Regions from separate parts of the Homo sapiens genome. Here region 2 is linked to region 1. A link is a contact called in ENCODE Hi-C data. All regions are on one chromosome and are shown on one strand. The core of a region is the stretch at or near the end of the contact, and the rest is flanking DNA. Distances in the headings are between cores, read along the strand shown. Region 1 overlaps TIMD4 (T cell immunoglobulin and mucin domain containing 4). Region 2 holds the start of NIPAL4 (NIPA like domain containing 4).

Evidence for each region. Hi-C counts contacts between places; a loop is a spot of excess contacts on that map. Pooled maps may share reads with other maps.
Region 2: a map with no recorded cell type shows a loop between it and region 1 (3-fold over the local background). The contact joins the promoter of NIPAL4 here to the enhancer-like site in region 1. A Hi-C loop is called at or near these places in 1 of 37 single-sample maps with no recorded cell type and 9 of 50 pooled maps.

The regions. Positions count from the first base shown.
Region 1 is chr5:156,918,801-156,923,889 of GRCh38, forward strand. TIMD4 (T cell immunoglobulin and mucin domain containing 4) reads right to left here. Exons shown (of 9, transcript NM_138379.3): 7 at 3,299-3,416; 8 at 1,664-1,703; 9 at 492-741. The coding sequence ends at 657. Among named protein-coding and RNA genes, the nearest start is that of TIMD4, 42 kb to the right of the region's middle. RefSeq lists enhancers at 1,994-2,103, 3,673-3,952. Within about 2 kb of position 1,756, at least 4 of the 41 ENCODE cell types and tissues checked have a DNase peak (open chromatin) inside an H3K27ac peak, as active enhancers do.
Region 2 is chr5:157,457,107-157,461,962 of GRCh38, forward strand. It overlaps NIPAL4 (NIPA like domain containing 4), which reads left to right and starts at 3,107. Exons shown (of 6, transcript NM_001099287.2): 1 at 3,107-3,251. The coding sequence starts at 3,215. It overlaps NIPAL4-DT (NIPAL4 divergent transcript), which reads right to left and starts at 2,994. Exons shown (of 3, transcript NR_136205.1): 1 at 2,902-2,994. RefSeq lists a silencer at 3,001-3,160.

The DNA of each region.
Region 1 (5,089 bases), core at 506-3,005:
AGAAGCAAGGAAATTTGGAGAAACATGAGATTCTCCTTCTAATACCTGAAGAGTTAACAGCTCTCCAGTACTTCCCAGCATGCTTAGAGCAATAGCAACATTAATGGAATAAGCACATGTTTCTCCAAAGGTAACCATCTTTTGGATTTCTACTCTCTTGACATTACCTTTAAGAGAGAAAAAAAAAAATCAGTCTTATTGACTGATGGAGCCTATAGATTTTTTGTCCTGTTAGTTCACACAACACTGATCCGGCAGTTAATAAAGGAGATGTTCTGATAGGCATAAGGAGCTCAACTATGACCTATGGGCAGATGTCATCCGGAGACAGATTTTGCTATAAATATTTCTTAATCTCAGAACTGCTCTGAGATTGAATGGACTCCCTTGCGTGTGGTAAGGAGTTCACTGTCACTGAAAGTGTTCAAGTGTACTGTGAAAGATCACTTAGCGGTGATTCTACAGAGATGATTAGAGCATGGACAGAGAAGTTGTGGTCTCTAAAGTACCCTTCATTCATGAAACTAAAGCAAGCCTGGATCAATGACATCCATGGAATAAGTGAGTCTTTTTTATGAAACAAGGAAATCTACTAAGACTTATTTTGACACTGGAGTGTCATGCCCCCATCCTCAATCTAACATGCTACTGCGTTGTTAGAGGGTAAAAAGGCCGTCTTCGTCTTCCCTTCCATGCTGCACGTCATTGAGGACATTTTTACTATCTCCAATGTAGTCTAGCCTGTAAACAGAAAAGAGGGGCTCATAATGGGAAACACAAGACTAGAAAACAAAACAAAACAGATGCTGCTAAGTTACAGTGCAATTACCCTTAAAGTTCAAAGGGCTCACAGTTCATTTAGTCTAAGCTCCACATTTTACAGATGGGAAAACTGAGGCTGCAGGGGAAAAAGAGTTTCTGCCAATCCATTATAATGAGATAAAAAAGATTCTTAGCAAAATATAAAATCATGATTTCAATACGTTTATTTACCAAAAGGTCTCTAAGTGTGACCTTGAAAGGTCACCTCGCTGGGTGTCAATTTTCCTTCTTGCTAATACATATTGTGGTATTAATGCAACTAATTAGTGAATGCAATTAATTAGGCAAGGACTTCATTAATAATTTATGCCTTTTTTAAAAATTTCTTTTCCAAAAGCTATAGAATAGGGCAAATAGCTAAAATCCCTTACTAGAGAATCTTCAAATACTATTTTTAAAAAGGCCCCAAAACAAGCTGCTTCCATGGTCTAACTGGGCAGAGGAACCAACTCCCAGGAATAATATTCTACATGCTTTTTTCATTTTCCATATTGCCAACGCTCCTCAATAAACTCCAGTTTAACAATGGCCTCTTAAACTAACTTACCCATAGGTGAACAAAAAATTTCAGAGTAAAGTGCCATATCACCTTCTTTCTTTTGCGTGCTATACTTCTATTAATCCCACCTGCCTTGGTACTGGCATTTTGCTCAGAGTGTTAACCAAGACACAGGTTAATGTGAGCTAAATCTGCACAACTTTTTCACTTCTAATGTCACATCTTTCCAACTCTATGTGTAATCGTAACACAAGCTCAAGTCATTAAACCACTGAGTAGTAGCTAATCATTTGTAACAGCTTGTACAATCATTACAACACCCATTCATGCAAGATAGATTACCTTGTGTGTTTCTGCGAACAATAGGTTTCCATGAGTTTCCCTGAAAAGACAAGGCCACAGTGTGAGCAGAGTGGCTGCGGTGCATAGAACATGCAAAATGCTGGGGGAATTCCAGTGCTGCCCCGCAAAGAGCAGATATGGGCCAAAGGTGAGAACCAGTGGCTGGCTTTGGCAGAAAAAGCCATTCCCTTTCCCAGGTCAAACACTTGCTATTTTAACCACAGTTAGTGCTCATCAATTACCAAGTTGTTCCAACATTCTGGGCAATGGTGTTAAGCTATTTCATTCTGAGTCATCTGCCTATCCAGAATTCAAGCACTCACTTGGGTTTCAAAACACTTCTTTACGAGACATACTCAGAATTTTCCAAAACTGTAATCATGCCTTTGTATGAAGGCTAACAGCAGGATTCCAGTAAATTTTAAATTTGCTTTTGCACCTGGGGCAGGTGTTGAAATATACAAGTTTCATTATTATTCAAATCAGCTGAGATGGTTACTAGTCTCATCTCCTGACATACTGCCCTGAAACAGCTTTTGTTAATGAGTACAGAACAATTTATCCCCATTTTACAACAGTACCAGGTGCCACGTGCCTATAATTTGCCTGAAAACCATAAGCTGTTTCATGGCTGTTTTTGTAGCATTTTAAAACTTTTGGGGGCGGGGGGCAGGGGTGGGATGGAGGTGCAAGGTCATGGAGCAGCTTGCTAACTTAATGAAAACTACAGACCTTGTCCCCTGAAAAATGCAGGCATGAACACATAAACACTTTTGCATGTGATTTCAAAGGATTCACATTACCCTTGAAGTCCATCTGTGGCCTCCAGGTTAAGAAAGCTTGCTTTTAGGGAACATATAAGAAAACCAGGATCACGCCAGGCATGGTGGCTCATGCCTGTAATCCCAGAGCTTTGGGAGGCTAAAGTGGGTGGATCACCTGAGGTCAGGAGTTTGAGTCCAACCTAGCCCACATGGTGAAACCCCCTCCTACTAAACATACAAAAATTAGTCCCGTGTGATGGCGTGAACCTGTAGTCTCAGCTACTCAGGAGGCTGAGGCAGGAGAATCACTTGAACCCAGGAGGCGGAGGTGCAGTAAGCTGAGATCACGCCACTGCACTCCAGCCTGGACAACAGAATGAGACTCTCTCAAAAAAAAAAAAAAAAAAAAAAAAAAAAAAGAAGAAGAAAACCAGGATTGTTCATGGTCTTCGTCCTGCAACAATCCTAGCCAAAAGAAGAGACAAGCTAGGGTTTTCCCAACCAAAGAACAGAGAAAGTGAACAAAGTAGGAAATAGTACTTTCCTCTTAAGGCAGTAATAGGGATAAAATGAATTAGGCACATCAAGAGTATACCATCAGGACTGGCACAGAAATGTCCAATAAATGAAGGTGCTCTTCTGCTTTTTTTCCTTTTCCAAAACGTAAACTCTACCAGGAGGTTAATACACAGAGTCATTAGCAGCTTGGGGAGAATGAACTTACCTGTTACTTCCCTGGCTGGGATGGGAACAATGGCAGAACTGAGCCTCTTTGGGGAGGGATAAAGGGGAAGGAAGTGGAGACAACTCCAGATCCTCCTGCAGTCGCCAGGGTTCTGAAGTGCTCCATCACCTGGCCCTCCCTCCTTACCTCTCAGGAGAAACGCCACAAACAATGCGAAGAGCACAAATCCCAAGGAGGGGGCGATGATCATCAGTAGTTGGGAGATGGGCATTTCATTCTTCATTGACATGGGTATTCCATCCATCTGATGGGACACAGGCAAGGAGATGGACCCAGTCACTGCTAGATGCCACCCTCACAAGATGACATCCCAGCCCAATAGCACCTTACAACCACCAGCAGTTTCACTACATTTCACCACCTTTTGTCAAAAATCTCTGAAAACCCAAAACACGTGACCCATATCCCAAAATTTTCCGAAGTGTTAGACATCAGGCATAAGGAGCTGTGGGGCTCAGGGGTCTGAGGATAAAAAATAACTGTTGTGAGCTGTGTTCTCCATGGTCAAATCTCTTTCCTAGCCGCTGCTCAAATCCTTTGAGCTCTCCCTAGCCCTGTGCTACTCTTTTCATGGCTGACTTAGGCTTCTAGAGAAAACAGGATGAAAGAGAAAATGAAACTTAATTTCACATTTTCTACAGCAGTGGTTCTCAAAGTCTAGATGGGGGGCCCATGAGATCAAAATGATTTTCATGAGACATTTTTTGCCATTTTCACTATCATTCTCTCATGAGATATACAGTATACTTTCCCAGAGGCTATGTGATGTGTGATGTCATTGCTGTCACTTACACAGAATGTGGAAACAGAGATGAGAATCCCTCTGTCTCCTATTAAGCCAGATATTAATGAGATTTGCAAAAAATGTAAAACAATGCCATATTTCTCAGTAATTTTTTCATTCATTTTTCTCACTAATATTTTTTCAAAATAGAGTTAGTTAGTTGCCATAAAACATGTTATGTTAGCACAAAGTGAGTTTGTTGTTATTTTTAAATAAATTGATTTTTTTAAATGTTTTAAATACAGATACCTGTATAACAAACTTGCACATGTACCCCTGAACCTAAAAGAAAAGTTTAAACTTTTTTTTTTTAATTTTAAAAAATGAGATGGTGTCTCGCTATGTTGCCCAGGCTGGGCTCAAGCTCCTGCCATTGCTGGGATTAAATTTTTTTTTTTTTTTTTTTTTTTGACACAGAGTCTCACTCTGTCAGCCAGGCTGGAGTGCAGTGGTGCAATCTCAGCTAACTGCAACCTCTGCCTCCCGAGTTCAAGCAATTCTCCTGCCTCAACCTCCCACGTAGCTGGGGTTACAGGCATGCATATCCAAGCCCGGCTAATTTTTTTGTTTTTAGTACAGATGGGTTTCCACCATGTTGGCTAGGCTGGTCTCGAACTCCTGACCTCAAGTGATCTGCCCACCTCAGCCTCCCAAAGTGCTGGGATTATAGGCATGAGCCACTGCACCCGGCCTAAAAAAATTTTTTAATTGTAAAAATGTCTCAGTTTTTTCTGCTGAGCAGTCTAGAGAATCAAAAACCAAGTCTCAGTTTTAAGAAACTGATTTTTTTTTTCTTTTGTAGAGACAAGGTCTTGCTCTTGCCCAGGCTGGAGTGCAGTGGCAATGATTACAGCTCACTGCAACCTTGAATTCCCGGGTTCAAGCAATCCTCCCACCTCAGCCTCCTGAGTAGCTGGGACTACAGGCATGCATCACGATGCCTGGCTATTTTTTTTTTTTTTAATTTTGTGTAGAGACAGAGTCTCACTATTTTGCCCAGGCTGGTCTTGAACTCCTGGGCTCAAGCAATCCTCCTGCCTCGGCTTCCCAAAGTGGGATTACAGGAGTGTGCCACAAGACCCAGGCTGTTATTTTGTTTGAGACAGGGTCTCTCTCTGTTGCCTACGTTGTAG
Region 2 (4,856 bases), core at 1,857-4,356, 540 kb after region 1:
TGTTGTACATTTTAAATATATATAACTTTCATTTGTCAGTCATACTTCAATAAAGCGAGGAAGAAAAAAGGTCAGACCAGAGGGAAATACTCCGAATCTCTCACCCTATGTTCTTGGAATAAAAGCAGTCAAGTTTGAATGCAGTGAGGGTTTGAGGACTGTACCACTCCAGGTTCAGTGCTGACTCCGTTTTATAGCACAAGGAGGAGCTGAACAGCAGAAATGCTTAGAGAAGAGAAAGATAAGTTGAATTCTCTTGTCAAATTCTCCCTTGCAGGTAGCATGGATGCATATATTTTTTCATCATGAAGTCTCACTTCCGAATAGGGCCAATCATCTAGTGTCTTGCTGCTCTGTGTTCAAATTCATATAGTCTTGGAGGTGTTCCCCTCTACCTGAACGGTGGTACCACACACCTCCAAAGTTAGAGGCGGGCCTGGGCACACTCACCTGCAGACTTGGATATATTCTGTTGGCAATGGCTATGACTTCTGTCAACTAAAAGAAAATCAAGCTTTTAAGGAATTAAAGTTAGTTTTATTCAGAAGTCTTACTGAGGTTCTGTAATCCCAGCATTTTGGGAGGCCGGGGCAGGTGGAACACCTGAAGTCAGGAGTTTGAGATCAGCCTGGCTAACATGGTGAAACACTGTCTCTACTAAAAATACAAAAATTAGCTGGGCGTGGTGGTGGGCGCCTGTAATCCCAGCTACTCCGGAAGCTGAGGTGGGAGAATCGCTTGAACATGGGAGGCGGAGCTTGCAGTGAGCCGAGGTCGAGCCACTGCACTCCAGCCTGGGCAACAGAGTGAGACTCTGTCTCAAAAAAAAAAAAAAAAAAAAAAGCAGAAGTCTTACTGAGGACTAGAGACTGAAGACAAAGTCTGGGAGGAGTCTTTCAGAGAGGTCCTGTCCCACTGCTCTGAAACAGTGTTTTAGCTCATAGCTGATATACACGTAGCAGAAGTGCAGTATGTGCTCAAACATTACATCAAACTTGCTCAGAAGTTACAGTAAAGCAGAATCACATGAAAGTCTGGGTGCAAGAGTATATCTGGTTATAGATGATAGAGGCATAGTCACTAACCTTGTCAAACATTATCCTATGTGTAGGAATAGGCAAGGTCTAGGGTCATTTATCTTTTAAGAAATATAGTGTCTCAGGCAAAAGTTGTGGGGGCCTTGTGCTGTATCCTGCTTTGTTTTCAAAGCATTTTTCCAGAGAGGTGCACATCATTACAGAATCAAGGGCTTGTGAAATTATGCAGCAAGTAAAATGAGCAAACGTGGCTTGTTACATTTGCTGTGTCTCACATTTCCCTTTCTCTTTTAACCTCTCCCTTCCCCAACCCGATCCCGACCCCTTGGAGAAGGGGCTGTTGCATTTGACAAAGAAATTGATCCTTATGTAGAGTAAGCAACTTGTTTAAAGTCATCCAGCAAATTAGAGGAAGCCCCATGCTGGGAGAACCCATCCTTAGAGGCCCAGCTAGAGGTCCGCAAGTAGACAGTGGAGGGTCGTAGGTAGGAGGACAGGCTTGGGGTCAGAGCAGCTCGGTTTACACCTGGCACCCTCGTTCACTAGCTGTGCAACCTTGGGAGCAAGTGTCTCAGAGTATTTAAAGGACAGTTTTTTCTATTCCTATACAAGATGTTAACATTAAGGGAAGCTGGTGACAGGTATATGGGAACTCTCTATACTATTTTCGTAACTCTTCTATAAGTCTAAAATTATCTCATGATAAAATTTTTAAAAATAACAGTTTCCTCTTATCTGTAGCATGGAAAGAGTAAGGATATCTGTCTCCTAGGAGGCTTCGATGAGACAGTGCCTGGAAAGGGGTTAGCACAGTGTCTGGCCCATGCTGACGACTCCATACATAACAATTCTTAAAAGCTGCCTCCTCCAGGAAGCCGGTGAGCACCACTGGCAGAACCAATCACTGCTTTCTCAGTAGCCCCACACCCTCACTGCCCAGGAGCAGTTTATTTCAGTGTAAAATGCCAGGCGGCTTAATGTGACCACTGACAGCACGAGTTTGATCCTGGCTTTTCTGCTTCTCAGCTGAGATCCCCAGCAAGTTACTTGAGCACTTTGTGCCTCAGTTTCCTTTTGGTAAATAATAAAAGTCTGTACATTATAAGGCGGTCATGAAGATTAAATGAACTGGAATTTTTCAGCACTTAGAACTCTGCCTGGCCTATAGCAAACTCTACATACCTATTTTTATGCTCCAGGTCAGTGGTTTTCTAACTTGCTTTTTACTGTTACCCATAGTAACAAATATGCTTTCCATCACAACGTGTGTATGTGTGTGTGTGTATAAATAATTTTAAAGTGGTAATTTCAAAAACATTGGTCTCTAAGAGATGATCACATTTTGTTTCCCCCATTAAAATATAAGGTACTTGGGGGACAGGGAATAGTCTGACTCATTTTGGTCTCCAATCACTTCATTTCCTTCTTTCATTTAATTTACCAAGCTCCTATTATCTATTCATTAGACATAAATATATATTGAGCATTAACTCACTATGTACCTGTTACCTACCAGCACAGATCAGACCTGGGTTGAATCAATGAACGGGTAAGGCAAGGAAAGGAGGTCGCAGGGCAGAAGGCAGGGAGGAAGGGCAGGAGGGTGAAATGGAAGGAAGGGAGGAAAGGTGGAGGGGAGGAAGGAGAGGGGGAGGGTAGGAGGGCGAGAAGGAAGGAAAAGAAGGAACCCAGGTTCCCAATTGGCAGCAGTACCCACTTCCAACCCCTATGTTGCCACTTCCACCTCGGCAGGAAAGTTGCCCCTTCTCCAGCCATCTAGGTCCCCTGTACTCTTTCCCTGGGGATGGAGCTGGGTGCCGGTGCAGGCATCGGAGGAGCGGTGCCGGGGAACCCGCCTCCTCACCTCTTGCCCCTAGCACGGGGCGGTGACTCCAGAGCTGGGAGCCTGGCAGCGTCCTCACCCCAGGAAGGCATGCGCCCCTCTGCGGGCGGCCCCAGCCCTGGGCCCCCTGCCCCCGGAATTGCCCAAGATGCCGGGTGACTCCTCCCCGGGGACTCTCCCACTCTGGGACGCGTCACTCTCCCCACCCCTGGGTCCGGACCCCGGCGGCTTCTCGCGCGCGAGCCACGCGGGGGACAAGTCGCGGCCACCTGCTCCGGAGCTGGGGAGCCCGGGCGCCGTCCGCCCGCGCGTCGGTTCGTGTGCCCCGGGCCCCATGGAGCTGCGGGTCAGCAACACCAGCTGCGAGAACGGTGCGTACGGCAGGGCTGGGGACCAGGCGGGCTCCGCGCTTCGCGCCCTCCCCTCCTTGCCACCGCTCTCCCTCGCATCCTCTCCTCCCAGGGGGGCCAAAGCTGGGGAGGGGCAGGGCCAGCACGAGGTGGCTCCCACCCAGCTTTGAAGATCTGGGTTCTGGCTGAGACTTCACTTTCATCTTCGCAGCTGGGATGGCTGAGAGGAGTCAGGGAAGGAAAGTATGTCCCCTGGGTTGAGATGGGGGGTTAGTGGGGGGCAGGCATTTTGACGACAGCAGACACCCTGAGAGGTGGTGGGGGCGGGGGGAGGATTCTGTGTTTTTAATGTGTAGTTGCTTCAGGTTTTAGTACCTGCGCAGTTTGGGCTTTCTCTCTGGGTCAATGGGAGGACCATCACAGGACGGTCTTGTCTTTGGAAAAGAAAAAGAACCACAGGAAGGGGTAAAGAAAGACCCCTGACTTCCTATTGCGTTCTGACCATAAAGCAGGTAGTGGACTAGGCCCTTTACCCGCATTATCTCACTGAATCCTTAAAACAACTCTAGAAGGTAGGTAGGTATTATTATTTTACTATCTTGCTATCCCCACTCTAAAGATCCAGAAACTGAGGCTCTGAGCAGCTAATAATTTGCTCAAGGTAATACAGTGAGGAAATGGAATATAGATCCAAGGCTGGTGGACAGTAAAACCTCAACTCCTTCCTTGGTGTGGCTCCACTTTCCTACCTTGTCTTGGAACTGCAGGCTGTGGCATGTCCCTGTTTCTCTAACCTCTTCCCTTCTACAGTGAAGCTTTCAAAGCCAGCCTGTTAGGTGTCTGACTTTGGTTTCCTGAACAAGGCAGGCATTTTCAGCCTCACCTTTTCTCTAGGCCAGAATGTGTTCCCCAGTCCTAGCATATTCTGGAAGAGATAACAGGAATCATCTGGCCCATGCTCAGAATTGGATTACTTTGGCCATCAGCCCTCTGTCTTTTACTTTTCACTGCAGTGGGAGAACTTGACTCAATGGAGGATGCTCAGCCCTTGGGTGTTGCGGGCTTTACTGTGACAGCCAAGTCCATCCACAGAGGGTTCGTTGGCTCCATCTGCTAGAGGTGCACCTTCAGGGAGCAGGGGAAGGGCGTGGGGATGAGTTTGGTCTTCCTCTCAGGAGTCACCTCCCCTAGCCCATGTTCTCCCAGGTTCTGGCTCATTTCCTGGGCTCAGGGAACTCCCCAGATTCAGCTCTTGGGCAAGGAAGCCTGAGCTGGAGAAACAGGAATGAGCAGTGCAGAACAAGTCTGATTAGGGACTGAGATGCCTCTTGTCTCATCTTCCCTTGATTGTGACACGAGTTTTGGAAAGAGAGATATCACACTGCAAAAGACACATGGATGTGCCCCAGTGGGTGCTGGATCCAGATCTTTCACCAGATGTTGGGGTGACTTAAGCAAGCTCTTCCCTTTCTCAGGGCCTCAGTTTCCCCAGAAAAAATAAGAATTTAGACTGCTTTCTAAGGGCTCTTCAAGCTCTGTTATTCATGGGTCTGTGTCGTGGAAGAAAGGTCAACATTGCCTTTAGTCTGTTCCACCAAGATGCCACTCTGCCCTGCAGATGTGCCA